7 separate regions of the Homo sapiens genome follow, and regions 1, 2, 3, 4, 5 and 6 are each linked to region 7. Evidence: chromatin loops called from intact Hi-C (ENCODE). Cell type or tissue: endothelial cell of umbilical vein. All regions are shown on one strand. Links, peaks and the distances in the headings refer to the core of each region. The heading gives the core; the rest is flanking DNA. Region 1 has its middle 120 kb from the start of LINC02889. Region 2 has its middle 150 kb from the start of LINC02889. Region 3 has its middle 44 kb from the start of AGR3. Region 4 has its middle 150 kb from the start of HDAC9. Region 5 overlaps LOC105375170 (a long non-coding RNA gene). Region 6 holds the start of LOC105375172 (a long non-coding RNA gene). Region 7 overlaps AHR (aryl hydrocarbon receptor).

Region 1 (4,686 bases), core at 329-4,328, 380 kb before region 7:
CCACCTCCCTTTATATATTCTTTATGGCTTGTATTGCAAGCTTGCATTGTAGTTACACATGTACACATATAACTACATGTGTGTACATGCTTTGGTCTTCTCTGATGTCACACAAGGCCATTAAGAAGGGCCTATATGTATTTTAATTTCTTCTAGAAAAGCCTAGCTCATTGTGTGGCATACAGCAGCATTCAGTAATTTTTTTTAAGTAAATAAGTGAATACCCGAGCATCCAAAGCCAGCTGTGTGTGTGTCTGTGCATATGTTAGCAGAGTATGTGTAGTCTAGGATCCACCAGATATAGATGTAATACCTTCAAGATCCATAGAAATGGAATTGACTTTGTGTGAGAGAGCTAGGTCTTATGGCAGCTTTTGGGACTTAGAAAGTTTCTGTCACAGAAATGGTTAAAGCCAAGGCTGTAGCAGTTTTGAACAGTTTGGGAGTCTTTCAGACTCGCCTAGAGCCATAGTCCTCAATGATGTCCCCAGGGTAGCTGTATCAGCATCTCCTGGAAGTTAGAAATGCAAATTCTTGGACCCCATCCCATACCTACTGCATCCACAAGTCTGGTGGTGGAGCCCAGCAGTCCGTGTTTTAACCAGCCCTCCAGGTGGTTCTGATACACACCTGAATTGTGAGAACCATCGGCTTAGAGAAAGTTCCAGGAGAGCTTCTGTTCAGTCTTGATATCTCTCGGCTCAGCTACCAAATAGGGCTTTTATAATTACAGAATGATTGAGTGTAAATTCTGTGAGAGTGAGGGGTCACAGCATGCAATAATGCTTGCTCAATTTCAGTGCATGAATCAACGGATGACAAATTAAGAGCCTAATTTGAACTTCCATCCTCATTTGGTTCATTGTGAAAAACTGCTGCTCATAACAGCTTGACAAGTGAACAATGATGCATACATCTGAGCAAAGTATGCTGATGTGTGAGAAGTAGCAGCAGCTATCAGCTTCCTATCAGCTGACTAGTGAAGGTCATAGTGGGACTAATATCCGATGCTAAAGGAATATTCTTTGAGTCTGAGTTGCCTGAATGTCCCCTGTTTTCTTTCTTGCTTTTTCTTTTTAACCTTTTAAAGAGATGGGGCCTCAGTCTGTTGCCCAGGCTGGAAAGCAGTGGTGTAATCATAGCTCACTGTAGCCTTGAACCCCTGGGCTCAAAGGATCCTCCCGCCTCATCCTCCCAACAAAGTGGTAGTACAGGCAAGTGCCCATTCCTTCTTTTCTGATCTCTCCTATTTCTTGAACACAGTGATGTCCTAGTGTTTAGTTACACTACCCCAATACAGCAATCAGTGCTGGTTCACTTACCCAAGATTTATTTTTCTTTTCTTGCATGCTGGCAGTACCCGTTTTGTGCCAATGTCCACCTCTTCTCCACATGAGTCAGATCTGATTTGTCAAAGCCAATTATGATCCTTCCGTTCTCTCAACAGTGACTTGTGGAGGATTGGGCAGGTGACCCAGTTCTGGTCAATAAATTGTGAAGGCACATCTGTTGGTATGTTTCCGTGAAAGCTTTTTCTCATTTTTAAATAAGAGATGCACAAGGGGAAAATGACCCATTCTTTTGGACTTTGGTGTGTCCGGATGTGGTGCTTGGAGCTGAGACAGCTTTCTTGGCATGCAAAGGCATCTTAGGCAGTCCACTGCAGACAGCAAAGTTGAGAGAGTGGAGGGAACCTGGGCCCTGATAGGGTTGCTGAACCATTGAATTAACTGGAGCTGCTTGTATTGGAACTTTTGTTATAAGAGTTAATAAATCTCCTTCAGCCAAGAACTTATTAAATATTAAGTAATTATTATATCTGTTTCTTTCCCTTTATTTTGAAAATGAAAAGGGAATGGTATGATGACATCTCTAAATTTCTTCCAGCCCTAACGATTGGTAATTCTTTGCTTGAAGTGGTTCTGTGGAGTTTCAAGATGCGATGCTTTAGCAGACATGGAATCTGGAGGGGGTGTGCAAACATTGCCTGAGTTAGGGTCGTTTGTGTGAGGTCCAGGAGGTAGAAGCAAGGTAAGGCGGTGCAGTTGAAGCATGAATTCCTAGGGACAGCCGAAGTGCTATGTCCTAGAGCACAGCAAAATCAGAAATCCATAGGAATAGCCAGACATTGAAGATAGTAGCTAGGAATCAGATATAAAACAAATTAGAAAAATTGTGATGAGATTTGCTTGCCAGCAATCAGAGCTCATGGCATGTGTTTAGCCTAGGGCCCTCTCAAGGTACCAAGCATGGATGAAGGGCCAGCAATCTCCTTGGGGACATTACCAGCATCTGGAATCCTTTGGCTACCCAGGTTTACTGAATTTCCTCCCTGGTCATTCATCCCGTGAGCTTCTATGCTTGGCCTGCTGCGTTTCACTGTCTCTGTCAACCTCAGGCAGCTGCTTTTCTTTCCTTTCCAGTTGTCCCTTTACTGAATATTTTCCAAATCTACGTTTCAGTTCTTGGTCTCGAGTGCATAGTAGTGCAATTCTTCAATTTTTTGATGTCCCGAACCTTGGAAAACAGATTTAGGTCAGCCACAAAATACAATAAAATGATGTTTACATTGGTTTCTCACATTTTTTAATCAACATTGCCACCTAGTGGTAAAATAATCCTTAAAACTGTGCACAATTATTTTCATTTGGGTTTGGATATTTGATTCAATGTCAAGGATCTTCAAATGGTAAAATTTTGAGCAAGAAGAGACCACAATGATTATTCATTTAAATGTATTGTTTTACACCTAAAGAAATTGAGGCTTAGGGAAAGTCATATGGTAACCAGTGTCTTTTAGGCTCATTAATTATTGCGCTAATACGGTAGGGTCCTCATTCACAGACTATCACTATTTTCCCCCCAGAAATTCTTAATTATTTCCTCTTGAGGTTTTGGTTGATCACTCAGTTTTTCTCCCTTAAGTTTTAAGATGTTCTTACTCAATTTAGCTATTTCCTGGTGGTAAGTAAAAAACAAAACGAAACAAAAACAAACAACAAAAATCAGTTTCAAATGAAGCAAGGTTGTGTATTACATTCTCTCTTTTTGACACATTTGTTTTGTCTTTTTCTCCCAAGTCTTTCTCAAGATGTGTCAATCCATGAGCATGTCTTCCTTTCTTGTGTACATTTAAATACAGGAAAAATATTCTAATACATCCTGTGTTCCATCCAGTCCAGCAGTATTTACACAGTTTTGGGCAGGTCTAGGGTAGAACCAGAGATTCTGAATTCACACCAAGCTTCCCAAAGATGACAAAACTCCTGTTTTGGGCTCACACTTTAAATTGTAAGGCTTTATAGAACAATGACTACATCCTTGAGAACTCAAAATCTTTCTTCAGAATGGATGAGTAAACCGTGTGTTCTGTTTGGGCAAATGAGGAGCACAAGGGGAAATTCCTTTGCCTTAAGCAACGTCTCCGCTGAAGTGGCTAATTCCCTTTTTGGCTGCCATGGGGGTCATGTGCCCTGTGAAACTGCTGCTGCTTGCACTGCTTAACGAGACAAGGTCAGGGAATTTCCCTGCACTCTGTGATGACCATTGACCCTCTCCAGGGGTCCGTGATAACCGGGTCTGGAGAATGCCCTCCCAGGACATTCCAGGAGTGATCCTAGGCTAGGCAGTTGTATTAAAGTTCTAAATTTGGTTGCACATTGGGATCACCTGGAAAGCTTAAAAACATACTAATGTCTGGGTCCTGTCCCTGGATACCAGGGTTTTCAAAGCTCCCCAGGTAATTCCAATGAGTAGCAAGCCTGAGAACCACTGGAAACCTAAAGGCACGTAATGGGCCAAAGGACACCAGCTTGTCCCTCCCCTCCTCTCCTTTCTCCTTGTCACCAGTTTATTCTGAAACAAAGACTTCAGGATGCTGCTGGAAAGGGAATTCAGCTCCTAGCAGCTCTGGCTTTATTTACCCTCTCAGGCCCCTCCTCCCTCCTGCGCCCCAACTGGATGTGCATACTTTTTGAGGCAAGTCCAGTCCCTTCCCAAAGTTCCTAGGGTGGCCTTCATAATGCATTTTATTATGTCACACCCACCTGCTCTGCTAGGCCAGCCGAGGTCATGTGATAAGGCTGCTGCATCCCAAGGAAAGGGTTTCGGCTTTTACAAGGACAAGTGCTGGATCAGCCTGATCTCCTGGGAGTTATGAATCAGATGGTCTGAATGTCCTTGCGAGACTTGTGGAAAGAGAAATGTTATCCAGGTTTTTCCTTCAGAACTTTTCATAGGCGATCCTGGGAGCTCTGACCTAGAACTGAAATGACTTTTGATTTTGAAAATAATTAGAATTAATTTTGTAAGGCTGCTTCTCTCTCTCTCTCTACATATATATATGCTTCTAAATATATATATTTGTAAAATACAGTAATCTATGGGCTAGAAACTGTGATAAGAAGCTATAATAGAAATTTACAGTTAAAGAAATGATGGATAATGTGGGATTGTGGTTAAAGATCAGAAGAAAAATGCTTTGGTTCTCCAATCTTGACTTCTTGCATTAGGTATTTTGCTGGGGGAAGAGAGGGAGGGAGACAGAGAGAGAGAGAAAACTATATATATATATATGTGTTTAACAGGACATCTTTCTCTTGACTCTTCTGTGGTTTTGGCCCTGTTGTTAATCAAACCTTTTCCTTGAAACTGTTTTCTCGGCTTTCATGGTATCGCTACCTCCTG
Region 2 (4,686 bases), core at 509-4,508, 400 kb before region 7:
CTAATTTCTTTTCAACTCTTACTTGATTCTACATTGTCTTCTGATTTGCTTCTGTGCTTCCTTCACTACCAGGTCAACAACCTCTTTCACTGGGGAAGACTCGAGGTCTGGTTTGCAGTAACTAGAGATGTTGAAATACAAACAAGACCTTTTAGTTTTCATTAGGAAGGCATTATTGGCTAGATTTCACCTGCCCTGGCTGTTTGTGTTGATCACTGTTACTTTGCAAAGCTATAAACAAGGGAACTGTAAGAAGAGGGGCTTTCCCAATGCCAGGGCACTCAGTGAAGGACATCTGCAAAATTGCTGGTTCAAAATTCTGGTGGGTGAAAATTTTATAAATCTCAGCCTTCAGACAAAAAAAAAAAAAAAAGATACCTCTTGATTGGGCATCTTCCAGAAATCCTTTCTGCTGTGGTTGTTTTCTAGTCTATCACTAACAAATGTCCTCCTGACAAGAGAGCTGAAATTCGAGACTGTCTGCTTGCTGCCGCACTGGGATTTTTGCTGTTTAATTTTTTCATGGCTACTTGTCTCTAGGTGTTGCCTACTTAATAAAAACTTCAGTGGATTAAATTTTTTAAAGTAACTATTACAGAGTAGTCATATAAAAATACTAAAAAAAGACGCCACCAAACAAAATTACATTTATAAGGAACACACACAAATACACACATTAATACTTTTGTAAAAATCCCCAAGCATTTGTTAGCTTTGCTTCCAAAACCTTTAAATTTTGATGAAGTCCACTTTATGTATTTTTCCCTCTTGTTGCTTGTGATTTGGGTGTCATTTAAAAAATAAATTGCCTAATTCAAAGTCACAAACATTTACACCTATATTTTCTTGTAAGAGTTTTGGAGTTTTACCTCTTAAATTTGGGTTTTACATTTTGATTCATTTTGAGTTAATTTTTGTATATGATGTGAAGTAAAGATCCAAATGCATTCATTTGCTTGTGAATATCATCTCAGCACCATTAACATTCTTATTCCTTGTCTTAGCATCCTTGTCAAGAATCAACTGACCATAAATGTGTGAATTTATTTCTGGACTTTCACTTCTATTCTATTGGTCTATACGTCTACACTTATACCAGTACCACATAGTATTAATTACTATAGCTTTGGAGTACATTTTAAAATCAGGAAGTGCAAAATCTCCAACTTGGTTCTTCTTTATCAAGATTGTTTTGGCTATTCTGTGTTTTTTGCATTTCCATATAAATCTTAGAATTAGGTTGTCAATATCCAAAAAAAAAAGCCAGCTAAGATTTTGATAGGAACTGTGTTGAATCTGTAAATCAATTTAAGTATTACCATCTTAACAAATTTGGAAGATCTTAGCAGTATCTTCCAATCCATAAATTTGAGATATTTTCCTATAATAAATAGGTCTTCTTCAGTTTCTTTCATTGGTGTTTTGTAGTTTTCAGTGTGTAAGCCTATATAGTTCCTTTGTTAAATACTAAGAATTTTTTGATGCTATTGTAAATGGAGTTGTTTTCTTAATTTAATATTTGGATTGTTCATTGCTTGTGAGCACATTTTATTTTGTCCAAGAATGAACTTTCAATTTGATTGAAATAGTCCTTAGGAAGTCACTCTCAAATATGGCTTAACAGAAAAGATGCCTTTTATGGCATGAAGAATTTAGTGGGAACAGTAACCCCTCGTAGATAATTTTTTTGTAACTCCTCAAAACTTGAACTTACACTTCTAAAATTGAGTTTAATCTCTTTAGAGGAGGTAGAGTATGCATATACATCTTTGTAGTGTTATCAATGAGACAATCGTGCTAGTACAAATTAAGAGAGGTACACAAAGCATTCATTTCCAGATCATTTTGGAAAATATCTTATTTTTCAGATTAGTCATTGTAACTCCTAAATTTGATTAGTAACTTTCATGTTATCCAGATAGACTGTTATAAGGTATAAGTTGCTTCCAGGCTGGGTGCAGTGCCTCATGCCTGTGATCCCAGCATGTTGAGAGGCCAAGGCGGGAGGATTGCTTGATGCCAGAAATTTGAGACCAGCTTGAGCAACATAGCAAGACCCCATCTCTATATAATAAATTAAATTTTAAAAATTGCTTCCATAAAATACATCTCGGCTATACCCTGAAGATACTTTCATGTCCCAGGGGTATTGTGTACTAAGCATTACGTGTGTCTGGTGAATTTCACAGTTTTCAAATGTTCCTATAAAGTGCAAAATGCATTCGATCAGCAAAAGGATTTTGTTAACCCAACTTCATCTTGTCACTAACCAACATCATTTGTCATCATTTCCAGGGTTGAAACGAAATTTTTGTCTATTTTTTAAGCCAGGATTACTCTATCTTCTGAGAAGACAAAAAGTACCTTTTGCTAAGATTTCCCTATACTGTGGTCGTGTACCAAACAAAATTCTTTAGCTTTACCTGTGTGGAGCTAGAACAATTGGGTAGCCAGCCAGCCTTCTTCTCCTTGCCCACTTGAAGGCTGCAACTGTTAAACAGCACTGCCCTCTTGTGAGCAAACTCCAAAAGGACCAGCTTGAAAAAGTCCCCTCAATTTAAGTGCTGCCTGTCTGTAATAAAAACTGCACTCCAGTCGAAACCTAAATTTTGTGAACCACCAGTTTCTACCACAGGTTCACAGAACCTTCTAGAGATACTCAATTTTCATCCTAAAAGAACAAGAACATTCCCGGCATTCTAATAATCACAATCTTCTCTCTCTTCCTCTATCCCCAGCAATTTAATATTTTTTAGGTTTCTAAAATCTCAATGTGTTTCACAAACTGGTGTAGTTAAACAACTTCAACTATGTTTTTTCCCTCAGTAATGAATGCTTCATGACAGTAGGAAATTGACCGTAAAGAAGAAGGCAGGAAAATCGATGTAGATTGTCAGTTTGTTTCAGAGATACTGCCCCTCATTTTTGTGGATGAGAAACCAGAGGTCCAGAGAAGTTCAGAAATTAGCAAAGCACCTGGTTCAGAGTCCTTGTCTCTTGCATCTCAGTGCAGCCTGTTATTGCTACAGAATGTGACAGGATGTAATTTCTTAAAGGCAGAAGCTGCTTCCATAACGTTTCTATCTTCCTGACAGACTGGCATTGTGAGCAACATTGAATATGAAGGGCTTTCTCACTCATCATTTTTTCGTGTTAAACTATAGGTTTTGATTTATTAGTTATATAAATAGTGTTTGCATTTAATGAAACTATAACATCAATACAAAGTATTGCCAATAGGAATTATTGCTGTCCAAGCAGGACTCTCCTTAATACATAAATAATGCTATCAATACTTCAATACTTCTAACAACTCATGTCTGTTGTCCCATTCCTCGGGCTCCTTTTTCCATTCAGCAAATGTTTATTAGATGTTCCATGTGTCAGGTAATATATTACTACAAGGCCCTGTGGACTTTTCTTATTCACATGCCTCTCATTCATTTTCATCTACATCTTATCAGGTTGGAACACAAGATGCTTAGTTATCCACAGCACATTGTTTAGTGCAGCAGGCTGTACTTGTAAACTGCAAATCAGCAGAAGCAATGTTGGATGAGTGCTTTTTCTCCTTTCATTCAACACACGTTTTGAACTGTGACATTTCCCAGCTTTAAGATATTTTATAGATTTAAATTGTGCTCCAAATAAAAGAGTTGAGTGTGTTAGCTGCAAAATAGACAGGTCTTAAGCAGAAACGGATACTTAGTTTATTGTGACCTTTTTCCTATTTCAATGAACTGGCTGCCGGAGAGAAATGGGTACCTATGAGAGGCAATAGCACCGTGAGGTTTGAAGCCAGGTGGATGGGTCATTCCAGTTCTGCTTCTTTTCAGCTGTATGAGCTTGGGCATAATTAACTTTTTGTTTTTAGCTTCATAGGTTGTTATGAGGATGAAGTGAAATTTTACGCACACACACACAAATTAGCACACCGTAAGTGCTCAATAAGTATTCACTCTTATTACATGCTCTACCTTGTGTTTTCTTTCATTTACTTTTAGTAAAGTATACTATTTCTTATCATTTATTGTATTTTATTTTTATTTTTGGCAGCTTTATTGAGGTATAATTAACAAATAAAATTGTATATATTTACCGTATACAATGTGATGTTTTGATACAGGTACACATTGTGGAATGATTACCACAATCAAGCTAATTAACATATCCATCACCTCACATAGTTATCTTTGTGGTGAGAACACTTAACGTCTATTCTCTTAGCAAATAGCAAATATATAATACATTATTATTAAGTATAGTCACCATACTGTACACTAGGTCTCTGCAGGAATTATTCAACTTATAACGGAAAGTTTGTACCCTTTAACCAACATCTTCCGATTTTCCCCAGCCCTCCATCCCTGCCAACCACCACTCTACTTCTGTTTCTATGAGTTTGACTTTTTAACATTTCACCTGTAAATGAGATCATGCAGTATTTGTCCTTGTGTACCCGGCTTATTTCATTTAGCATAACATCCTCCAGGTTCATCCGTGTTGTCTCAAATGACAGAATTTCCTTCTTATTTAAGTCTAATAATAATATTCCATTGTACGTGTGTGTGTGTGTGTGTGTGTATGTGTTTATACATGCCATATTTTCTTTATCCGTTCATCTAGCAATGGACACATAGGTTGATGTCATATTTTGACTACTGTGAATAATGCTGCAATGAACAT
Region 3 (4,686 bases), core at 332-4,331, 380 kb after region 7:
GGCAGGCACCTGTAGTCCCAGGTACTTGGGAGGCTGAGGCAGGAGAATCGCTTGAACCCAGGAGGCGGAGGTTGCAGTGAGCTGAGATCACGCCACCTCACTCCAGCCTGGGCAACAGGGCAAGAGTCCTGTCTCAAAAAAAAAAAGAAAAAAGAAAAAATTCATTCCTTTGACAAATATTGACAGAGGACTTTTTGCCAAGAACTATGATTCACGTCAGGAATGTACACATAAGGTAGGCAGGTACAATCCCTGCTTACTTTTTAGAGAGGAAAAATGATGATGGTGATAATGACAATGATTTCTCAATTATTTACTAATGCAACAGATATTCATTGAGTGCATAATATCTGCCTCTACTGGACCCTTGAAATATAGGGTCTTTCATGGAGCTTAAATTATAGTGGGAAAGAGATATCATCAATAAAAACAGATAAATATATACAAAAAATTTTAAATACTGTGGAGATAGATTAAGCAGGGCAATGGGACAGGGAATGGAATACTAGGGGGCCTGGCCTGAGTTTATGAAGCATAGTCAGGGAAGCCCTCCCTAAAGGAAGGAAAAGAGAAGAAGGTGCAATTAGCAAGGGAGGAATGTTCTACCACCCAGATGCAGTGTTGATTAAAATAGCACTAATAATAGTTAATATGCATTGATATTTTATTATGTACTAGGACAGGTTCTACACACTTTGCTTGTTTTCGTGTGTTAATTCTTTATGACAAACAACCCTATCAGGTAAATAGTAAGCTCACTTTCTAGATGAGAAAACTGAGTTTTAGAGAAGTCACATTATTTTCAGAGTCCCTAATTCATAATATTTAGAGTCACAATTTGAATGCAAGCAGATAAAATTCCTTTTAAAAATAAGTAAACAACAACAAAGGACAAACTTTAATGACTGGATAAATACTATGAATAAAACAAATAAAGGTCCAGAAATAACGAGGGAACCACTTAAGATAAGGTCAACGGGAAAGACTTCTATGAGAAGAACACACTTCACCTGAAAACTGGAGGATAAAGAGGATGGTTCAGAGACAGACCTGGGCAAGGCAAACCAGGGAAGAGTGAGGAGCGTGTGTCTACATCCTGCAGCCAGAAGAAGCCAGGCAGGTTGCAGGAGCTTCAAGAAATCAGGACCCTGGAGCCCAGAGAATGGAGAGAAGCATTCTGAGAGATGAAGGCAGAGAAATGAGCAAGAGGCATGTTATGTCAGCCTAATCGAGTCTGGATTTCATCATAAACCATTGGGAAGCCATTTTTTAAGGACATTATCTGGTTTTCCTTTTAAAGAATATCACTTTTGCTTCTGTGTGGTAAAGGAACTAGATTTTCCTGGACAGTTGATAGAAAATGTGTTATTGGGGCATTTTTATGACTCACTGTTTAACTAACAACATAAAGACAGACAAGGTACAGTAAACAGCCCTCAAGGTATGTACAGGTCATACATGATATATAAATCTTGGTGTCCAATGTTTACTTATAAATAAAGCAAAGTTTTTTAAAAAAACTTCCCTGCTGTGCTCATTTCATTTTGTTAAATAGACCCCTCATGCAAAAGGTGTATTTGGCCTGTGTTCCCTAGGATTTCTGGATCCTTGCTGTCATAAATTTACTGAGTGAGGAAGAGAATATGTTCCTTTTCCCTTGTGACCTTCATTCTATAATGTTATCATTTATCTAACAATAGAAGGTCATTAGAATGCTAGTTACGGTTTGCTTGGACTTGACATATCCAAATGCCTTTTAGCCACACATTAGATGTACGATTCTCTGTGAGAAGAGGTTGTTGACAGAAGACTTTTCTGGATCTGTGCAAACAAACTCCACCTCTGTCTGTTTTTGCAGGAATGTTCAATGTTTTATAGCACACTGTGGTTTCGCATTTAGGATCAAATTTGGAATGGAACCGCTTTCTGTTCAGTAAAGCAGAACTAAAATGTTACAACTGTGAAGATTCATATCCTTTGGAAGAGAGCTGCCCTGTCATGAGCACCACCAAGTGGCCTGTACAGCTCCTACAGTCTCCCAAGATGTTACTTGATTGAAAGGTTCTAATCCAAAAACTTGACCAGCTGTTTTATACAGAGTACCTGTTTTTAAGCATACCTTTCAATGACTCAGAGAATCCATTTGTTAGACTTCCACAAAATTTAACCAAAAAATAAGAATTGCTGCTGCCATCTGAAATCCCAAATGTGGGGCCTAAAAAATGCTGTTGGATGCACTACACTATATTATCACACGTGTATACATTGATATAAGGGAACTAAAAATAAGCCAAAAACTTGAGGGCATCTCTGCCTCCATGGATGCAAGCTGGCCCCATTTCACACAGCTGTAGAAATAAATTGCTCTCTGTTCCTGAGATGCAACCCAACTTTACTGAGCAGCTGTAACCTAGGAACAGGAAGGAGATGAATTGCCACTATTCTTACTTTCACATTAAAACATTTCTCATCTCCTATGTGTACAAACACGAGGCTGAAAGATTTTTCACATTGACAACTTGCCTGATTTTTTTTTTTAACTATACAAAAACTAGGTTAGGTACAACACTAGAAAATGTGACCTCTGCCTTTGAGAAGATGAGACTCAAAGGACAATGCTACCACGTCATCATTCCCTTCTCTGGTTACAAATGCAAAATGTGTGCTGTGGGGAAGAGGAGAGGGCTGCTGGATGGCCTTTGGTGAGAAGAGTAAGCTGAAAGTGATACTTCAAAGAACGTCTTCCAGAGCCTCCATCCCTAGCCCTGTCCATCCAAGTCATGGCTCACTCCCATTCTGACAAACAAAAAACAAATTATAATTGGTCAAGATCTGTTCAATATTTTAGGAATTTTAACTTACTTTAGGGTCAAAGAATGTTGACTGGAAATCATTTCTGTAAGTAATAAACAAAGGATTACGATTTCATGAAGCAATTAGTAACAAATGCCATTAGAGTAGAAGAAGCCTGTCATAACGCACTTGAAAGGTATTTAAGAGTCAGAAGTATCACTATTGTTTTTAAAAATACACTTGACAAGCCTTAAAATTTTTTACAAAAGAAAAATATACATACGTAGTCAGTTTAAACAGATTTCTAAATAGACAGTGATTAAAAGTTGCATAAAAATATATATACATAGTCAGTTTAAACAGATTTCTGAATAGGCGGTGATTAAAAGTTGCATAAGCCCTCAGGTAAAGAACTGGAGACCTGACAGGTGCCCAATTTGCCTGAGGACACAGAGCAAGGAAGCAGTAAAGTCCTGTGATGCCACCTTTGCATTCATGTGGTATTCTGCAGTTTACAAAATGCTTTCAGGTCCTTTTGTCCCCTTCATTTGAACCTTACAAAAATGCTGTAATGTAGAGTGCACATCATCCCTTTAAAGTTAGAGACTGTGATTATGCTCTCAGAAAGAGTAAAGATTTGGTAGTGGCTGAGTGGCTGAGGGCTAGAACCAGGCCAGGGTTACCTCATTCTGCAATAATTTGCATTGACTTTATAGTTTTCAACACACTATAGTGTTTCATTTATTTCTCCCATATGGGTAAAGCAAACATCTTTCCTAATTAACAAGTAAAGAAATTGGCCATACAGAGAGAAAGCAATTGGCCCAAGGTGCAGAATAGTTGGAGCTAGGAGTAGAACCATATCTCCTGAATCCTCACTTGCTTTCTTCCTACTATTCTCTACTGCCACCTTCGAGATCCTAAGTCATCTATTGCAAGACTCAAAGCTGAAGTCAGACTTTAAAGCTAGACTTTAGGCCAGGCACGGTGGCTCATGCCTGTAATGCCAGCACTTTGGGAGGCCAAGGCAGGCAGATCACCTGAGGCCAGGAGTTCAAGGCCAGCTTGGCCAACAGGGTGAAACCCCGTCTCTACTAAAAATACAAAAAATTAACGAGGTGTGGTGGCAGGGGCCTGTAATCCCAGCTACCAGGGGGCTGAGGCAGGATAGTCGCCTGAATCTGGGAGGCGGAGGTTGCAATGAGCCGAGATCACGCCATTACACTCCAGCCTGGGCAACGAGAGCAAAATTCCTTCTCAAAAAATAAATAAATAAATAAATAAATACAAAAAATCAGCCAGGCATGGTGGCGTGTGACTGTAGTTCCAGCTACTCGGGAAGCTGAGGCAGGAGAATCACTTGAACCCAGGAGGCAGAGGTTGCAGTGAGCCAAGATCACACCACTGCACTCCAGCCTGGGTGACAGAGTGAGACTTTGTCAAAAAAAAAAAAAAAAAAAAAAAAAAAGGCAGACTTTAAAGAAAAAATGTCTATAAGATTAGTTGGAAAGCAATAAAGAAGGGAGAGGTGGGGATTTCTAAAACTGTATCCATGAACTTAGACAACTGCCACACATCGTGTTAGTCACAAATATTGAACTAAGAAAAAATATGTTGCCCTATAAAATGGCAATGTATCAGAAGATTTTATATCTAGTAGCAAAATGACTTAAGAGAGATAAAAATTCCAGAACTACTTCTTCACAACTGCTGAATGGTCAGTTCTGAAGGTGAGATTTGCACTTTCATATAAGGCAAAGTGTGATGGGTAATCTCGGGCAGCCCTGGACGTGGAAAGAACCTTCAGTGTGAAGCAAACTGCTGAGATCCATGATCACAAAGCTCTTGTAGAAACACATGTCAGAAAACCTGGTTCCAGCTCGATTCTGCTAC
Region 4 (4,686 bases), core at 416-4,415, 1.0 Mb before region 7:
GAACCACAGCTCAGAACAACAGATGTGTGATTGCATAATGAAATCTTGGTGTATAGTAAAAATACCTAATAGAAATAATTAAATTATGACCCCTACAGTATAATAGATGCCTAAAAACAGTGGTATTTTTCAGAAAAATTAAGCATTTCTTGGGGCATATCTAATTGAACCTTCCCAAAAATCCATGAGTAAGGTATTATCCTCATTTTTTAAATGAGAAACTGAGATTCAGAAAGGGTAAAAGACAAGTTCAAAAATCACACATGTAGTAAGTGTGCTCAAATCTGGTCCATAGTATAAATGCTCAATAAGTGTTGATAGCTAAGCATTTCCTAAATGAACATACGAATCTATACTCCATATCTTACCTCTTAATCGCTGACATTGCCTCTATAATTAATTAAATCAGATAAATGTTTCCCAAATTCTCCTGATCATAAGAATTACCTGGGGTGCTTGTGCTTTTCATGTCCAACTGCAGGACCCAAAATATTTTGTGGAGCAGCCTAGAAACTGATATTTTAAACCAGCAATTCAAGAGATCCTAATGATGAGGGAATTTTGAGAAACAGTTGCTAGTTACTGCATGATCCGTCTTTCAACTCCAAAATTTGCTACCTACTTCTCTCTTAAAATTAAAAGCAAGAATCTATGACTGTCAACCCTTTATCTATTTCAAAACTCAATACTTATCATCTACTTTGTAAAAACAGAGGGCACTGAGATACAGATTAAAAACATACTGCCGGCCAGGTGCAGTGGCTCGTGCCTGTTATCCCAGCACTTGGGGAGGCCGAGGTGGGTGGATCATCTGAGGTCAGGAGTTTGAGAACCCCATCTCTACTAAAAATACAAAAAATTAGCCGGGCGTGGTGGCATACACCTTGTAGTCCAGCTACTCGGGAGCCTGAAGCAGGAGAATCACTTAAATCTGGGAGGCAGAGGTTACAGTGAGCCGAGATTGCATTCCAGCTTGGGCAACAGACTGAGACTCTGTCTAAAAAATAAAATAAAATAACGTAAGATAAAATAAAATAAATAAGAACATGTTGCAGTTTATCAACTTGGTCTAAGATCCCTTTGTTTAACTGAATAGGAATAAACACAATTTACATGGGAGTTGTTGTTTTTGTTAGTTTTGTTTTCCCATTAGTGGTAGAAATCTAAGCAAATGTCTAAGTAAGGATGTTCTAGTATTAAAACTTTCTGCATGGACTCATTATGAAAAACATCCTCCCCTAAGCCTCCCCAGGGAGTCATAATGGGGTTCCCATAGTATCTAGAAACCTTACTTCATGTTTTATTTCTTGGCTGCACAACTAAGAGTGTTGCTAATGAAGTGCTCATTTTCCTTCACTTTCTGCTAAGAGTGGGAAAATTTATAATATGCTTTAAAAATACACATAGCTACATATTCTAGCAATTGTTGAGTGGTGTGTACTTTGCAGTGCTGGTAACTAGGATTGGAAAATGTTACATTAATACGGTGAATTTTATTTTTCACCAAGTATTGTGTTCTAAAAAGAGTTACTGTGAAATATTCATTCAGTATGGTGCAGAAAACAAATATGAACAACTTTTAAAACCCCCATCCCATGGTACAATATAAAGAAATTGATGCATAGATGTCTTATTTCCTTTGTGCCGCCAGCCTCTCCTATGAATGCCACACCCATGAATTAGGAAAGACTGAACAGATCATTTTAGACCTAGAAAACAAAGTGGTGGATTGGCTATTCCACTTTCCTCAGATGAAGAAAAATGACCTGCACTCTCAGCTTCTGGCTCCCAACCAAACAATGGGAAATTTTCTCCTGTTGCTATGAGATTTTGGTGAAATATAACTGATGAGAATCATCAATAAACCATACCAGTGTCTATTGTAATTGTGGAAGAAAAAAGTGTCTTTCGATCCCATTGACCATTACCTTATCAAAAAGCAAAAACATCTTATTTTCAGATGGGAAGGAGAAGATTCTGAGAGTATATTTACTAAAAATACTATTTCCTGGTCAGATGATTTTTTTTCTTTTAATGACAGCAAAAGAACAATGTAAAAACTGCAACTCTCCTCTTCAATCTAAGGTAAATAATTCCCAGAAAATATTCACATATATCTTTTAGTTCAACATAAATGAAAGGAAAAAATGCAAGTTGTGTTAATAGCGGTTGTGACATCTAACAAAAGCAAAACTACAAAAGCTAAAACAGCATGTGACAATTTTTGAGAGTTAAATTATCCAAATTCTCTCATAAAAATAGTCATAAAGATGTAATGACAATGAGTGACCCTTGTTTCAAAGCACTGTCAAGTTAACTGTACTTTGAAATCTAGTTCAATTTATCTGCAACATCAAGCCATCAATTTCAAAGGTTTTATAATTCATAAGACATTTTTAAAATAGAAACATTTTGGGTTTTTTGCAGCACAATTACTGCTATCCTAGGAAGGAGAAAGAAACTTTCTTCATTATGGGCCATAACATAACTTTTCTTTAGCAAAATGATCTGTAATTAAACCAATTACATTTAGCATTCAAAAATTCAGAATGTTGTTTCTATATTTTCTAAATTAGCATTGGTCTACTTTAGTCTCTCTAGAAAAAATTGAGAAAAATGAGTTCCTGAAAACTTAAAATACCTACCTTTAAACTCATGTCGTTTCTGCTGTGTTTGGAACATAAATGTACTATACATGCGGCTCCTTGAAGAGAAACAGACAGAAACAGGAGTCGTTGGAAAAGAGTCAACTCTAATGCATGCCAGAGGCCAGCAGGGGGAGTAAAATCCCAAAAATACAGGTAAAAGGGGAAAAAAAATGCTGAATGAAGGTATAGGCAGCACCAACTTGTAAAGAAAAGAGAATCAGTCACCCAGTCAAATAAAAGGTGAAAATCAGATTCTTCAGGGCCTTGGCTCAAGAAGATAAAATGAATTCTCATCCACCTGTGAGAAACAAATGCACCTCTTTCTATGTATGTTCCAGGGAGCATAATAAGCTAAAAGGGCAAAAAATTGTCCTTGAAATTTTGTAGTTTTTTTTTTTTTTTTGTCTTCTGTTGAATAATAAAGGGAACAAAGTGTCTTATGAGAACACAATCATGTACTTTCACTAAACAACAATTCATTAAATGAACAAGCTTTGAATCCCGCTGTGTGGTTGGCTAGGAGAATTGTGATTCCTAATGTCAATAACCTCTTAATCAGATATTTGTTCTAATATATGAAAGGAAATAATGCTTAGTATGATCTGCATGGATTAACAATTTAGAAGCACAAAGGAGGGAGAAATTCCTGAAAGCAATGAAGAACTAAAGAACATTTTAGGCTAAAATATATTCTACATTCTAATGTTTCATTTTAAGTCATTTTGTACACAAGGACACAGCATTATCTAGAAGAAAGAAAATTCTGGGCTTTGGAAACACAATATCCCTTTCAGGTCATAGAATTACCAATGCATCTGATTAAATTATTACCTGTCATACCTCTCAGGAGCACCTACTACCATCTGACAGGTGTTTGCTTGCTGGTTATTTCACTCATTACATAAGTGAAGGGCTATAAACTTCATCTTCTCTTATTTCCATTAAGATGTGAGGCCGTGAGCTTTTAGTAGAGAGCCCAAGATCATCCAAATCCCGATTATGCAAGCTCTCTGTGGAATGACCTGACTGATTACTTTTTAATAGAAGATTTGTTCATTAAAGACTGCAGCTCCTTATGGATTTTACTTATCAATCCTTAGAATTTGGTGAATTTTTTTCAGTGTTAAAAAGAGAAAGTTTTGCTAGAAAATCTTCAACTGTGCAGTTAACACTGAATTTGATAAACAGTACATTCCCAGTAACAGCCACCAAAATTCCAAGTTAAATCTGTGCCCTTGGAATAATGCCAAAATGCCACAGCATATTTGCACTTTGAACAAATTGCAAATTTTTAACTCCTATTTTTTTCTGCCAAAACAAAGGCTGAAAATATGTGGATTCTATCTTCCCTGAAAACTTTACAATGGTAATTTGGGATGCAAAGAAAAATGATTTTAAGACCAATAGAATGGTAGATTAATTTGATTTACTATTTAAGTACGAATACTACCTGAACAATTTCTGGAAGCCATTTGTAAACATAAGTGCTATGAAACAGTCACTAACATAATCTATATGTGAAATCAGACAATATTATTAGAATTCTTTCTGTGCTACTTGGCCAATATTCTTAACCATTCAACCTCAGTTTCCTTATCTGTGAAATGAGGATAATAATACCTTATAAGCTTGTTGGAAGAAGTCATTGAAATAATATCCGTAAAGTGCTTGATCTAGTTCCTACCACATAGTACATAATCAACAAATAATACCTCTGATATCTTATTAGATATTTTCATCTACTGGGTTCAAGACACTAGTCATAGCATTTGCAAAACAAAAATAATTTTTGAAAAGACATTTCCAGCTTTTACTTATAATCTGAAATACCCTAATTTTTCACATTACATGTGCTAAGAAACTGAATATTTTCTGTCAAAGGCCACTCCCCCAAGACAATTACTCATTAAGACCCTAAAAAGTGATATTTCTATTGAATTGCTCAACACAGAAGAAATTGTAAAGAAGGCAGATATGACTTGGTCCTGACCCAATACAGTTGGGTTATTGGAAAAATAAGGGTTTACTAAACTATTTC
Region 5 (4,686 bases), core at 477-4,476, 290 kb after region 7:
ACAGAGTGAGACTCTGTCTCAAAAAACAAAAAAAAAGTTGAAGTGATGTGACAATGCATGAAATAGGATGATTGCTAAAAATATACAGAGAAGAAGAAATAGCTATAGAATATTTTAGATTTAAGAAGAAGATCAGCTGGAAAAGATGGGTAGGCAACAAAAAATAACTCCAGATTTTTAACATGCACTATGGTTGACTAATGGAAAATAACCAGGATTGCTATTATTTTTATAGACACTAAAATGTATGACAACATAGAAATCTAAACAGGGAATTTAAAATGTTAAATTAATCTTACTTCTTAGTTTATAAACAGTGTGAAGTATGCAGATCAAGAGAAACATTTAAATATTCTACCCCATCTCCATGATCTCATACAATCTTGCTAATACCATAATATCTCATATTAATGAGATTTGTATAAAGCTTTCACACTATATGAAGTAATTACACATATGTTATATATAAAAATGGTTCCTGAGAGATTGACACTAACACCTCCTAAAAATAGTTACACTTTAAAAAATATTTTCTATGATCTCAGTTGAAAATTGCAATCCATTCTTTATTCTCTGTGCAAACTCCATTCTACCAAACCTGATTTACCAGTGGCTTTTGTATGCAAACATCTTGTTCTCCCCTGTTCTATATATCCTTCCCCTTTCCATTCTTGTACACAAAGTGAAATCCTAATTAACCTTCAAAGCAATCTTTTGCCATTCCCTTGAAGCAGGGGACTAAAGGGCAGAGGAGAAGAAATTGGGGGTACAGACAGCAAGTTTCTATAGAGGAGAAATGTCAGTCACCTTGCCCTTCCTGGGCATGTGGGTAGAGCAGAGGGTCAGGGAGTACACCAGCAGCTCCATTCCACAGCCCTTAAGGCAATCACAGGAAGTCACTATGTCAGTAAGCAAAGCACAGGAAACCGTATCACTGATGATACTAATGCATCTGCCTTGTTTCCATCCCCAAAAACAAAATAAAAATTGTTCCTTCTTCCCTCTCCCTTACTCTCCCCGACCCACAAATCTTTCCCATCAAGCCAAATTCATTTTCCTTATTTAAAGGAGGAAAAAACAGTGGCTTTTATTGCTTGTAAAAGCAAACCACAATGAAAGGTGCAATTCATTTTTCTCCATTCTCAATTTTACTGATGATTCTTTTGGCCAAGAAGAAATTTTAAAGAAAGCAGAAGAAAATTCTATGAAAAAAGTTCAACATAAAATGAGATAAATCACAAGCAATTAAATTCGTAAAATTATATCACTAAAGTTTTAATATCACTTCTATGATGAAGAATGAAGTTATCCAAAAATTTAGCAATTGCTCTTTGTAGGATAGTTTGTTCACTTTAATAAAGTGTATTTAATAGATACAATTTAAGTTCCTTTATGTTTCATCTATTAAAACACTGCTGAGTCTTTAGTGTAAACAAGACTGGTGTGACAAGTATATTTTTCCAAGTTGTATCCCCTCCCTTTCTATTCTTACATTCCATTTCCTTTTTCTAACTAACCTGCTGTTTTCAAATAGTTTTAAATGTTTTCACAACAGTTTGAGTCATTTAAGGTGTTTAAAGCCCAGATACGACATTCTTAGGGAGTACACAAACAAAGAAGGTAAAAGCATCATGTAAGTATGATGGGGAGAGGTGAACAACTAGCTTGTTAAACTGTAGTTTTTGCCTATTGTGAAGTGAGCACAGCATTTCTGACTTTATGGCAGAGGTTTATGGGCCATAAGCAGGAGCTTCTTTGGAATCAGACATTCATGATACTAAAAAAAAGCAGAAGCTCCTGAAAGTTAAGATGGAATTGTTATCACAGAGAGGTAGTCCCTATGATCTTGTTCACTATTAACAATTGCTGCTGACTATCCTACTGTTTTCAAATGGCCAAGGTGTCATTAAGAGAGTGAGGCAGGGAAAAGGAAGAGGATGTAGACCATGTTGATTAGAGTAAAACAGTTTTATGCACCATTTTTAGCAACCAAAGAGGTACCATGTGAAAAATCAATGTCTGTTGCTAGTGATCTTATCCCAGACTCTGATCTAATTTTGGCAATGTTAGAACAAAGCACATGCTGTCTGTATTGTTATTTGCTTACCCCATTCACTATGACAATACCAAAATACAGATTATGAAATAATTTTCCTTGGCATAGATTTTGAGAAGTATTTTTTCCCTTTTTTTAGTTTCGAGACATTGAGCTTGGGTAACTTCTCAGAAACTGTGCTCCCAGGAGTAGCAGCTTATCTGACTGACACGGGGTCCTAATATCCATTCTCACTCATCCTACCCTGTGGGTACTTCTCGACATAGTAAATCACTCATGGTAGGTGACAAAAAAATCCCAGTCATTTACATCTGTTCAACAAACATTACTGATAGTGTTATGATATTTTTAATATAAAAGTAGTGATGCTGTATTCAGCCAACAGTGAACTTATTACATCTAATGTACTGAAATCCCTTAGCTCCCCCTATAGGAAGGGTTGGATTAAAGTAGCAAGTAAGAGACGACAAATTCACATGCAAGCCCAATTTCATGGCAGAAAATAAAAGTTAAGGAGTCTGTTCTTCTTGTCCAACCATGTAAAACCCAAAATGCCAACTAAGAAGATTGGTCTTATCTTTACAGCTGCCTGATCCACTGAGTAAAAGAAAAGCACACCTTTGCTATTTTGCAGAAGAGGCAATTAAAAAAAAAAATCTCATCTGTTATCACCATTCTGTCTATTCCCCTATTCCCTCTACAGCTCAATATTAGCACTAGCAAAGGGTCTCATTGATGAAGTTAATACCCAGCTTGGGTTTCAGTCTCATTTAAGCCATTGCACTAAATCATTCATTCATTCAATGAACATTATTATGCAACTAATATATTTAAGAAACTCATAATTTCTCCTCTCAATGTTGGCTTTGAAATAGAGAGGTAGACTGGTATACACGTGTTCCAAACTCAGTGAGATAAGAGCTATAATCAAAGTGTGTCTAAGATATGGAATACTGTGGCACACATAGAAAATTGCATAGTCAATTCTCTGTGGTTGAGAAAAATGATAGTTTTAAGTTTCAGTAATATATCTGCTGATTTCTTCATCAAGTCAAACTGATCTGAAGAGCTTTTATATCAATATTTCCTTTGCATTCACACTGCCACCACACTAATTCAGACCATTATTACCAAACACCAAAACTATATAGTCTCTTAAGTGTATTCCATGTTATCTTTCTTTTTCTCAGTACTCAGCAGAACTGTGAGTTTATCTTCTTGTATTATTTTTTAATGTCTCGTTGAATAAAATCACGAATGCCCCATCCACATCATACATAATTTGAATATAGAAATGAGGCTAAATACTTGGACTTCAGAGCTGTTACCATTAATCTAGTTCCCTCTTTTATTATTAAGGGTTCCATCATAATAACCCAATTGTTATAAATCCAATTAAAAAGTTACAATGCAATATTTGCTTAATTCAAAATCAAGAGGTATTACAGCACTCCAAAACACCTCCATGCCCATAGTTTACACCTTTTCCATTACAATTTTTCCCTCCTTGCTAGGGATAACCAGCAATGCTGAGTCTGCTATTAGTCATAATCTTGCCTTTTGTGGCAGACACTTTTGGGCTGTGCGTCACAATTCCTCAGTCCGCCTCTAATTGCAATCACAGCTCTGTTGGACAGTTACCTGTAAGCTCAGTTAATGCTGACAATGCTGCACCTGAAGTGCTTGGCTTGCAATCTCAGCTTTTCTGTTCCAAGAAATTTCCAAGACCACCACATATAGGAAGGGGAGTTATCACCCCAGAGTACAACCCCCTCACAATGGTAAATAGGAGCTGATGGATAAATTCCCCAACCTCCTATTCATCAGACCTAATTCTGGAAGGCATCTGTCCAGCCCTCAGAGATCCTGGTGTAATACAACCTGTTGTCTTTATCAGTGGCCTGGAAAATACACACTTATATTGGTCTGCCTTTTTTTTTCTCAGTCTCCCTGCTTCCTAAGATCTCTTCTTACATAAACAATTTGCCATAAGCCTTTGACTCTTGTTCTGCTTTCAGGAAACCCTAAATGAAAACTTTTAAATAATTTTACCACTTATGAATGCAGTCACAACTGACACATTTACACCATTTTGAACTTCATAAAAATGGAACCACATCATATGAGTTCCATTCTATCTTGTGTCTTTAAATCAATATTATATTTGTGAAATTTGTCAATGTTGTGAGTGTATTTGTGTAGATCAGGTGTGTCCAATCTTTTGGCTTCCTTGGGCCACGTTGGAAGAAGATGAATTTTCTTGGGCCACATGTAAAATACACTAACACTGGCCGGGTGCGATGGCTCACCCCTGTAATCCCAGCACTTTGGGAGGCTGAGGCGGGCAGATCACGAGGTCAAGAGATTTCACCATCCTGGCCAACATGGTGAAACCCCGTCTCTACAAAAAATACAAAAATTAGCTGGGTGTGGTGGCGTGTGCCTGTAGTCCCAGCTACTCGGGAGGCTGAGGCAAGAGAATCACTTGAACTCGGGAGGCGGAGTTTGCAATGATCTGAGATTGTGCCACTGTACTCCAGCCTGGTGACAGAGTGACACTCCATATATAAAAACAAACAAACAAACAAACAAACAAAGAAAACTACCTAACACTAATGATAGCTGATAAG
Region 6 (4,686 bases), core at 285-4,284, 160 kb before region 7:
CCTCGTTTGCACAATTTCCATTTAAAGACTTTCCTTGGCTGACTTCTCTGATGAGGTTTCCTGCTTGCCAGGAGAGCACGCTAATGCAGAAATTACAAAGGGGGCTTCACGTCCCTTTTCCGGAGGACCTGATATTTCAGATAATTTCCAGCTTCAGTTTTGGAGAAACGACTGTTCTTTGCACCAGGGGAAAATAAACTGATTTTCAGTGTAAGCAACCTGTGAAGACAGAGACAAATATAAGTAAATGAGAATGTCATTTAGGAAGAGAATTGAAGACACAATAGAAGCATTTACTAGACTCCATACAATAATGTCATGTCTTTGTTCTAACTTAAGCTTGCATGTATACAATGGGGTTCAAGAAACTTGGCAAGAGTTTTTTTTTTTTTTCTTAAACTGAGTTAAACAGTCTTGATTGCCTTCTTTTAATTAAAAGAAAAATAATACATATAACAATAGATTTGAAAAGGAAGAGCCCAAATCACTAAGGGCAGTAATCTTCTGGAAAATGTGAATATTCATGAGTTATAGGAAAGTGATGAGAGCCAACACATCACTTTTTTTTTTTGCTCCGAGTAATCAATTCTTTGCCTACAGCCAAACCAGGCCTTTTAACAAAATTATTATTACTTAAGTAAAAAGATAAATTATTAGTTAGCATTCATAAGTCAAAAATAATAAACCCAGAGTTTATATTTTATTGATATACCTTTCACATCATGTAAAACTATATTTGAAAACAACTTGTTTCATCAAATCATGATATTTCTGTACTAAACAACAGAGTTGAATGAAGTTTGGCTTAAATATCCTTATTTTATTTCTGTATTTGTCCTAAATCAATTCACCATGGTTCAATATTTAGTTGATAATAAGTGAACTGGCTAATATATTTATTTGATAAATAAATAATTATTTAATAAATACATTTATTTATTGAATTTTCATCCTATACTATGTAATATTCATAACTATATAAAATATACAAATACGGAGTTCCCATTCTATGACTGCTAAATTAAGCACATCTAGATCAGCCTTTTGTCCATTTTTCATGTTTCCTTCCTTCTCTTAGGAAGAGTTGTGATTTCTGAAATGGTGGGAAAATTTTAATACCTACATTTCACCTCTACTTTTTCAGGGAGAGGTTCGTGAAGAAGTGATTGGGAAAGAGAGCAAGTCTTGGTTGGACAGTGTGGTAAGTCAGCAAGGGTGAAAAGAGAGGGGGTCCCTGTCAACTATATATATAGTTCTTCCAGGGAAAGAAACATAGCCTCAAATTTGCTTTTCATCCTGTTCTGACATTGCAAGGAAAAAATAGTGAAACTCCTTGGACCACTTTTATAACTTGCAGTGTTCTCAATAACTTGCAGTGTTCTCATTGAGCTACATTTTTTTATTTGCTTGCTTCAAGGACTTAGAAGTCTGTAAAGTGCAAATCTACAAATAAAAGCTTAAAATCATAGAGTTAATCACAACAATAGGTGAGAAAGATATAGCACGCAGAATGCCAAACTATTAGCTGATTAACTGAAAATCTGTATGTATTTTTCAGCGGTTAGTGGAGAGATCAATAGAACACATTTAATTAGCCATGTGGTTTGTTTTACTGGTACTGGAGCTACATGTCTCTCCCACTCTGCCAGGCTTTTAGGACTTCACAAGCTTAATATATACATACACACATACATATTTTGTAAGTTTTATTTTATACACACACACACACACACACACACACACACACACACACATGCTTATGTATTTTGATTATCCAAAATGAGACTTAATATCCAAATCACGTTTAGTTACGTTGCTAAAAAAGTAAGAAAAACTAGCAGTCTAATTTCCATTCTTTAACGAGCAGGAAGATTGGGAACTTTTGGTTTCAAGTGCATAAAATGCACTGTTTTAATTCCTTCATATATTATGAAAGAATGTTTATATTTTATAAAAGATTAAAGCATGTTATGCATCTTAGAAAAAAGTGTCAAGAAAATATAGTTTTCATGACTTAGTACTTTACTGGATTTTTTTTTAAACTATCCATTTACTTTGGGAGAAATTTTATGTTAACAACTATTTTCTAGTCATAGCACAGATCTAGTAAGGTTAAAATATAATTTTAATTAACATAAGTAGGGTTCATAAATTTTCACTCAGGAAAAACAAGCTACTTGGGAAACAGATAACATTCTTAGATCTGAACACTTACCACATAAAATCCACATTGAAAAATAGCTAATATATATATTTTATTAAAGATGAAGTTATAATATATAAATGTAAAAAACAGCATGGCAGTAGAGCTGATGATTTTAAGAATGGTGGCAAGCTCAAGCTCAGTAGTCAAGTTCTAATACAGTTGATATTTAAAGTTCTAAGATCTGTGATATGTATATCTATATATAGAGATATCCTTTTCCTCTGCCAAACAGGAAGCTATAACCACAAGCTGTTGAATGCAAGTTACCTATTGAAAACTTACTACAACAGCGGTTCCCAACATTTTTGGCACCAGGGACCGGTTTCATGGCAGATAATTTTTCCAAGGACCAGGGTGGATGGGGGATGGCATTAGATTCTCATAAGGAGTGCGCAACCTAGATAACTTGAATGCAGAGATCACAATAGGGTTCATGCTTTTATGAGAATCTAATGCTGCCACTGATCTGACAATAGGCGGAGCTTGGGCAGTAATGCTGGCTTGCCTGCCACTTACCTTCTGCTATGTGACCCTGCTCCTAACAGGCCACGGACAGGTACTGGTCTAGGGCTTGAGAACCCCTGCCTTGTAATAAATAATTTATTTTTCTATTCTCCAAAAGATTCAATAGAAATGTGAGGAGGAAAACTGCAATTATTTCTGAACCTTCCCATCAGCCTTGTCTCTGATAGAATTGGCCTGTTGTGGACGGGCTTTGTGTAGATTAGAGAAAGAAGAAGATGCTCTTTTGGTGTAATTGTTCAGGTGAGTCCTTCATGTCAATTATTTCATTCTTGTTCTTGTTACGTTATTTGTATTAGTCTGTTTTCATGCTGCTGATAAAGACATACCTGAGACTGGGCAATTTACAAAAGAAAGAGATTTCTTGGACTTACAGTTCCACATGGCCGGGGAGGCCTCACGATCATGGCAGAAGGCAAGGAGGAGCAAGTCACATCTTATGTGGATGGCAGCAGGCAAAGAGAGAGCGAGCTTGTGCAAGGAGACTCCCATTTTTAAAACCATCAGATCTCGTGAGACTTATTCACTATCAGGAGAACAGCAAGGTAAAGACCCGCCCCCATGATTCAATTATCTCCCACTGGGTCACTCCCATAACACGTGGGAATTATGGGAGATACAAGATGAGATTTGGATGAGGACACACAGCAAAACGATATCATTATCCTTTTTATGGATAAGTTACTAATCATAATATATAGTCATTTTTTCTGGAGGTTACTGTGAAATGACCTTCCCTCAGGCAAGAAAACCTAAATATCACAACCCTCAGATTTCATGAGTCCCTTTTATGTAGGAAAATAACTGATACTTTCCCTATCAAATCAATAATGTTCAGCCAAGGCATTTATTTTTTATTTTTATTTTTCAGGATGAAGGTAAAATCTTACAATTCAAAGTAACAATGTGGTTCATTTGACGAAATAATTACTGTGGACTTTAGGACCATTTATTCAAATTGCTGTCTTTGATTAACTCAAGAACTCTTGGTGCCTTTTTTCTTCTAACTTTCTTCAACAACTGTAATTAATCACAGAATTTGTCATCAATCTTTCCACCAAGGCCATGAATACTCTTTGAATGAATGACGATTCTTTCTTTGTGTTAAGTTTCTGTGCCCCAAGGCTATTAAAATTTCATAGTTTCTCCACATTCTTCAAAGCTTTCAACTTTTGTCTAAAAACAACATGACAGAACAAGATCTATTATCTGGGTTTATGAATTAATCTGCATTCAAATGCCTGGTGATTATAGCACTTAAACCTGTTTATCAAAGCACAGGGCTTTTGAAGAAAGTATTTCTGAAAGTTGTGCCTATAAAAATGGTAGAAAAGACTCCAAGACTCCGGTATGATCAAAGCATTTGGATCAGGCAGCCATTCAACCACGTGGACTATTGGGACAAGGATTAGGCCCCCACAGAGAAGCTAAGTTTATAAAATGATTCAGAGGAGCCAAAAGATCAGAAAATAGTAGGATTAGTTGTCTGTTTTATTGTTCTGGGATTCTGTTTCTACATTATGAAAGATCAAAGGGGTTTTCCACCTCTTCCCATGTTGATGTCTAGAACCTCCTTTCCAACTAGTGTGGTAAGGCTTATCAGTATATGATGAAGATTTGGGATTTTGCATCTGGCTTTTAAACTTCTTTGTGTAAACTGGACCTTTATCCCTTCACTTCATCCTCTTGATATGGAACATCCCCTCCGATCTTAATCTCTCCGTCTTTGCATGGCAACAAATCAGAATTGTTGCTCTTCTTTTCCCCTAATTCTCTGACATTTCATAATTCCTTTCTTCTGTGCTCTACCTACTGCCCTGCTCCCATAGTTCTAAATGACCTGTAGAAGGCCTACATCACCCATGCCTATCCTAGTATAGGATCAGTTGGCAGAGGGACTCCCTGCTTTCTCAAAGACTTCTCAACATAGAGAAATGCACAATAGAAGAGAAGGGGAA
Region 7 (4,686 bases), core at 459-4,458:
CATTTCCTTCCCCCAGCTTCAGTGCATCCGTATTTATCTCTGAATATAAATTTCAAATATTTACAATCATAAACTATGTGCTTAATGTAATGGAGGTGACACATAGCACAAATAGACCCCAACTTCATTGTCAGGCTGAACACAGCTGGATATTTTATTTCCCTATATGAGTCAAAAACATCTACAAAAACTTCTGAGAATTCTGGCTGGAAGCCACTTTTAATGAGTCAGAAGTCTTCTGCCACCCTCCTGCTGCTGCCCTATAATTGTGATGAGTTCTTTCCTTTCCCTTTTGTTTGCTATACCTGAGGAGAGATGATGAGATATAAACAGCATAGTTTCTAGCACAAGACATTAGCAGGGAAGATCAGGAAAATGAAATATGGCCTAGAAACCACTACTAGTTCCATAATCCTGGAAAACTCATTGTTTCCCCTCCCCCTTCTTCTACGCAAACACACATTTTTATTCCCCCTCGAACCCGCATAAAATGTATCTGCCTTACCAGAATCACTAAAACATTACCAAAAAAATTTTAAGTGGTAGTTAATTGTTAAATTAGTACATCTCAAATATGTACTAAGTGCATGGTACTGTACTGGGAAGCTCTGGTAGTTTCAAAGACAAATAATAGTCCTATCTTTAAAGACATTCTTTTTCCTACTAGGAGGAAATATATTTTATAACATGGCAAAATCAAGCATAATATATTGCTCAGTAACACAGGTGCTGCAAAAGAGTTCATGGAGATGTGGCATCTAAATCGGGTCTTAAATACAGGCAAGACACTTCTGTTTCTGTGACGGCAGAATATCTAGCTTTCTGCAACTACCCTTCTCTTCCAGAAAACCACACCAAAACAAGAAAAGCAGGAGCCAGAAACACAAACTCTGTCTCCGATGAACCTAAGTGACAGCTAAACCCAGATGCTAATAAACAGGAAGATGGTAGAAAAGAAATCAATAATAGCATAGAACAGGAAGGCAAATATAATCACAGTATATTACTTAGCTAAACAGTAAACAATATACAGTCAAAAATAATACAACACTAATGTGTATATAATCCAAAATTGTGATAAAATATATTGGGAGGATGCAGGAAGGTGAAAAAGGTTAAAGTGAGACAAGACAGCACTAAAATCCCTAACTACCACAGTAAGACATCAAAAGATAAGGCCTCACATGCTATACTTAAGATGTGCCACATATATAATTGACTTTTAAAATCTGCCAGTATTATTTAATAGGAATACATTTTAAAACAATATTTCAATAGAAAGAAGTAAAAAGAACAAACTAAAAGATGACTGAAAAATGTAAGACAAAACAAATGAATACGTAAAGGACACCCTAAGTAGAAAATCTGCAAATACAAGTGCTTCTCCTATACATAACCATGATCCCAACATATAACTTTAATTACCAACCACACTTTTGCCTATGAAATTGACAATAATATTTTTTAAGCAAAAATGCAAAGATATAGTCACATCCCCAGATTGATGATGGAATGTAATTAGTAAATTTTTCTTAATTTGATACTATCTCTTGGAGTGTACGATTTGGTTCAACCTTAAAACAACACATACTTTTCTATCCCAAAATTCCCTTACAGGAATTTTTTCCTAAAAAAATAAATTTGCATTAAAATTTACACGTCCCAAGGGTATTCTCTGAAATATTAAAGTATTAAATGGTTGGGAATAAAATTTCCTCCCAAAAGAAAAACAGTTAAAAAAATTATAGAATATTAGTACAACAGAGTATTATGCAGCCTTTAAAAACAATGTTTTAAAGAGGAAGGGAGGTGGGTAGCAAATCAATAAGACAGGAGAAAAGACTCTAAGAGGAAAGGACGTAAAAACACAAGTATGGGGATGAGCAAGTACAAATTATGTATGGGAAATGACAAATAATTTATTTCAGCCATAACACTATCTGAGAAGAAACAGTGAAAATCCCTAGGATATGGCTGTACTGTATGCATCACTGAATCTGTTCACCTGGACAGTACGAACACAAGTCAGTAAGAACACAAGCTTTGAAGCAAAAAGACCTGGGATCCAATATCCAAACTCTTTCTCATTATCTGAGCAACTCTGAATTTGAATCTCAGTTCCCTATCTATAAACTTAAATAATACTACCTTTCTTTAGTACTATTATAAAAATGAAGAAAATGATGTAAAGAACTGGGCAAGCTTGTATCAGAATAAGTGCTAATAAACAGTCATCTTTTGTCATATTAAGCCACTAGCAAAATATCAATTTTAAAAGAAGCATAAAAGTAGAAAGGTACTGTTGTAAAAGATTTGTATGGTATTTATTTCTAAGTAACTGTCTTAATTAAATACATGAGTAAGCACGTACTATGTAAATTTATTCACCAGTGAAGTAGCACATTTCAGCCGTAGCCGTAATTGAGAACATAATCGTATACTGCCTCTTACTGTTTCACGGGCGAATTGATTGTTCTGTGATAATGTAAGCTAAAAGAATAGAATTTACGTTTCTGTTTCATTTGTATCTTTAGCAGTCTTCACAGTTTATATATATATATATATTTTTTTTTTGTTCTGTTTTAGTTGTGAGAGTAGCAGTACAGGTGCTGACTGTCGTGCTTTATTGGTCAAGAAACTTGCCCAGATCTGTAACAGTGAAGAAACTAGACCTCATTTTTTAGTTTAGATCCAGTGCTTTCAATTTATACCTGTTTCCTCTTTTTGCCATTTAATGTTACCTATAACTAAACACTTTCACTTACTTCATTTCATAGTTCTAATAAGCAAGTGTCCATAACTACTATGTATATGCTATCTAAAGCTATTGGAAAGAAAAATGATGGAGAAATAATTGTGTAAATGAAAAGACCCATTCTTTTATTTTAGATGCTATTTTAAAAATGGCACCATAAATTTATAGAAAACATTTAATGAGTATTATGTAAGTAATACAATTCAGTATTACATATATGAAATTCATGACATTTAAAAAGAATAGCAAGACAATGCTTTTATATTATTAATATGTTAATAAAAGTAAAAGTTTTTATCAGTATGCATTTTAAAGAAAGATCAGCTAAGGCTCAGAAGTGACTTCCAGTTCTGACACTTCATAATGGCTTAATCACCACTACAGCTGGTATCATTTTAAAGTGTAGATCCCCTTTTCTCAACACCTATTATTTGCCAACATTCAGTGCTAACTTTCTATGTACAGGTAAGCTGAAATCCATTACAACTTTTTCTTTATGATTAAAACCTTAAAAATACAAAAATATATACAAAATTATCACTAGGGAAAAACATTCTATTTAATTATATAATGGCCTTTTTGACTATCTTCATGAGACAAAATAAATAAACACTTTCATTTCCAAAGAGAATAAAATAAACACAGGATTTGTTCTCTTTTTCTGAGTAGGGTCACTAAGTATGGGGCAACAGTCTAAGCAAAGTTATAGTAGATTCTATAATGAAAGTTATCTTTGATATTTTCTTCTTGAAGGTAGGAACATGAATTGGACGTAAAGTTGCTTCAGAGCCTTTAATTTCCCAACCTTCATTACTCCAAAAAGAAAGGAAATATTTATTGAGAGTCTACTATGTTGGAGATACTTCAGTGGGATTAAATTGAACACATTTAAAATGTATTTCCTACTAATAAAGATAATTTTCAATGTGAGAGCCGCCACTAGGGGGGGTTGATTTTTCTTAATAAATTCAACTCAAGATTGAAAGAGCTTCAGGTTACAATTGTCACCTACTTTACTCCAAAATTTTATGGAATACTTATATTCCATAAAATTTATATTTAATTGGCTGTCTTTTTAAACAGTCCTATAATAATGCTACAGCATATTTTATCTGTAAATAAAATAAAATGGCTCTCATTTAAGAGGTCAAAGTTAAGTAGGTCTGGATAGCATTTTCAGCTCAAAACAAGATCTATTTTCCCCAATGTTGGCATGTTTTGGGGCTCATTAGGCCACAAACTGGTAGTTTAATTTTAAAACTCAAATTTAATACTAGGTTTAATGACTTCATTTCTAAAATAAACTTTGATTAACTGCATTATAAAGTTAACAATTTTTCATTCAGGTAAAAATAATTTATATAAACACTTTCACTTGATAATGAAAATGCCAGCACTAGCCTATTCTTACAGAGCAAGCTGGTAATATTTAAGGCATCTGTATGATTAGAAGCAATATACGGTGCTCAGCAGAGATCTGATAAACATCTATGCTAACAAAATGTGGGTGAATGGAAAAAATACTTTTGTTATATTATAAGAAATTAATACAAGTATATTAAAAACTAAGTAAGTATAATATTAGGATAATCTAATAAAAAGTACATTTTACGCAAAATAACCAAAATCCATAAATGTTAAACTGTGTAATGAATACAAAATTATGGCATTTGTTTTTGTTTACAAAGCCATCCAGGTCCTTTGATAACACCCTAACTGAAACCCAGTATCTTAAAAACACATCAGGGAGATCTTCATGTTTTCTCACCATACACATAAAACCCATGACACCCCTATTATATATGATGCTAAGTGTATTATTATATTAATAAACACATAGAACAGACATTTGGGATGCCTCCCAACTTTAACCATCAATGACAATGTCAAATAAGACAAACATACTTTAATATAAGAAACCATTCTACAAA

The links. Peaks named below come from ENCODE experiments on the same cell type or tissue, not always from the same donor. Only the 100,000 strongest peaks of a DNase experiment are listed, where the experiment ranks them.
Region 1: a loop joins it to region 7, with 17 times the contacts of the local background. A loop is called at or near these places in 5 of 110 quality-filtered maps.
Region 2: a loop joins it to region 7, with 11 times the contacts of the local background. A loop is called at or near these places in 3 of 110 quality-filtered maps.
Region 3: it touches region 7 in a loop (13-fold over the local background); 17 of 110 quality-filtered maps call a loop at or near these places.
Region 4: it touches region 7 in a loop (3-fold over the local background); 3 of 110 quality-filtered maps call a loop at or near these places.
Region 5: a loop joins it to region 7, with 13 times the contacts of the local background. A loop is called at or near these places in 12 of 110 quality-filtered maps.
Region 6: a loop joins it to region 7, with 2.3 times the contacts of the local background. A loop is called at or near these places in 2 of 110 quality-filtered maps.

What each region holds. Positions count from the first base shown.
Region 1 is chr7:17,678,983-17,683,668 of GRCh38, reverse strand. No RefSeq gene overlaps it. Among named protein-coding and RNA genes, the nearest start is that of LINC02889, 120 kb to the right of the region's middle. In endothelial cell of umbilical vein, for the core only: a CTCF peak has its summit at 2,600 (motif pointing left); no DNase peak of the experiment used is centred there.
Region 2 is chr7:17,704,760-17,709,445 of GRCh38, reverse strand. No RefSeq gene overlaps it. Among named protein-coding and RNA genes, the nearest start is that of LINC02889, 150 kb to the right of the region's middle. RefSeq lists an enhancer at 2,392-2,441. In endothelial cell of umbilical vein, for the core only: a CTCF peak has its summit at 2,510 (motif pointing left); a DNase peak (open chromatin) is centred at 2,485; H3K27me3 peaks cover 390 bases.
Region 3 is chr7:16,923,791-16,928,476 of GRCh38, reverse strand. No RefSeq gene overlaps it. Among named protein-coding and RNA genes, the nearest start is that of AGR3, 44 kb to the right of the region's middle. In endothelial cell of umbilical vein, for the core only: a CTCF peak has its summit at 2,026 (motif pointing left); a DNase peak (open chromatin) is centred at 1,976.
Region 4 is chr7:18,343,938-18,348,623 of GRCh38, reverse strand. It overlaps a transcript of HDAC9 not described here. Among named protein-coding and RNA genes, the nearest start is that of HDAC9, 150 kb to the left of the region's middle. In endothelial cell of umbilical vein, for the core only: a CTCF peak has its summit at 2,766 (motif pointing right); a DNase peak (open chromatin) is centred at 2,773.
Region 5 is chr7:17,007,022-17,011,707 of GRCh38, reverse strand. The region is part of intron 1 of LOC105375170 (a long non-coding RNA gene); the gene reads right to left. All of the region lies in intron 3 of LOC124901595 (a long non-coding RNA gene), which reads left to right. Among named protein-coding and RNA genes, the nearest start is that of AGR3, 130 kb to the right of the region's middle. In endothelial cell of umbilical vein, for the core only: no CTCF peak of the experiment used is centred there; no DNase peak of the experiment used is centred there.
Region 6 is chr7:17,461,685-17,466,370 of GRCh38, reverse strand. It overlaps LINC02888 (long intergenic non-protein coding RNA 2888), which reads right to left. Exons shown (of 3, transcript NR_110015.1): 3 at 1-219. It overlaps LINC02889 (long intergenic non-protein coding RNA 2889), which reads left to right. Exons shown (of 4, transcript NR_110013.1): 3 at 1,145-1,201; 4 at 2,829-2,926. LOC105375172 (a long non-coding RNA gene) reads left to right here and starts at 3,233. Exons shown (of 6, transcript XR_001745108.1): 1 at 3,233-3,273. In endothelial cell of umbilical vein, for the core only: no CTCF peak of the experiment used is centred there; a DNase peak (open chromatin) is centred at 2,510.
Region 7 is chr7:17,300,690-17,305,375 of GRCh38, reverse strand. The region is part of intron 1 of AHR (aryl hydrocarbon receptor); the gene reads right to left. Among named protein-coding and RNA genes, the nearest start is that of AHR, 4.4 kb to the right of the region's middle. In endothelial cell of umbilical vein, for the core only: CTCF peaks have their summits at 2,448 and 3,687 (motif pointing right); DNase peaks (open chromatin) are centred at 2,425 and 3,715; H3K4me3 peaks cover 902 bases; H3K27ac peaks cover 1,369 bases.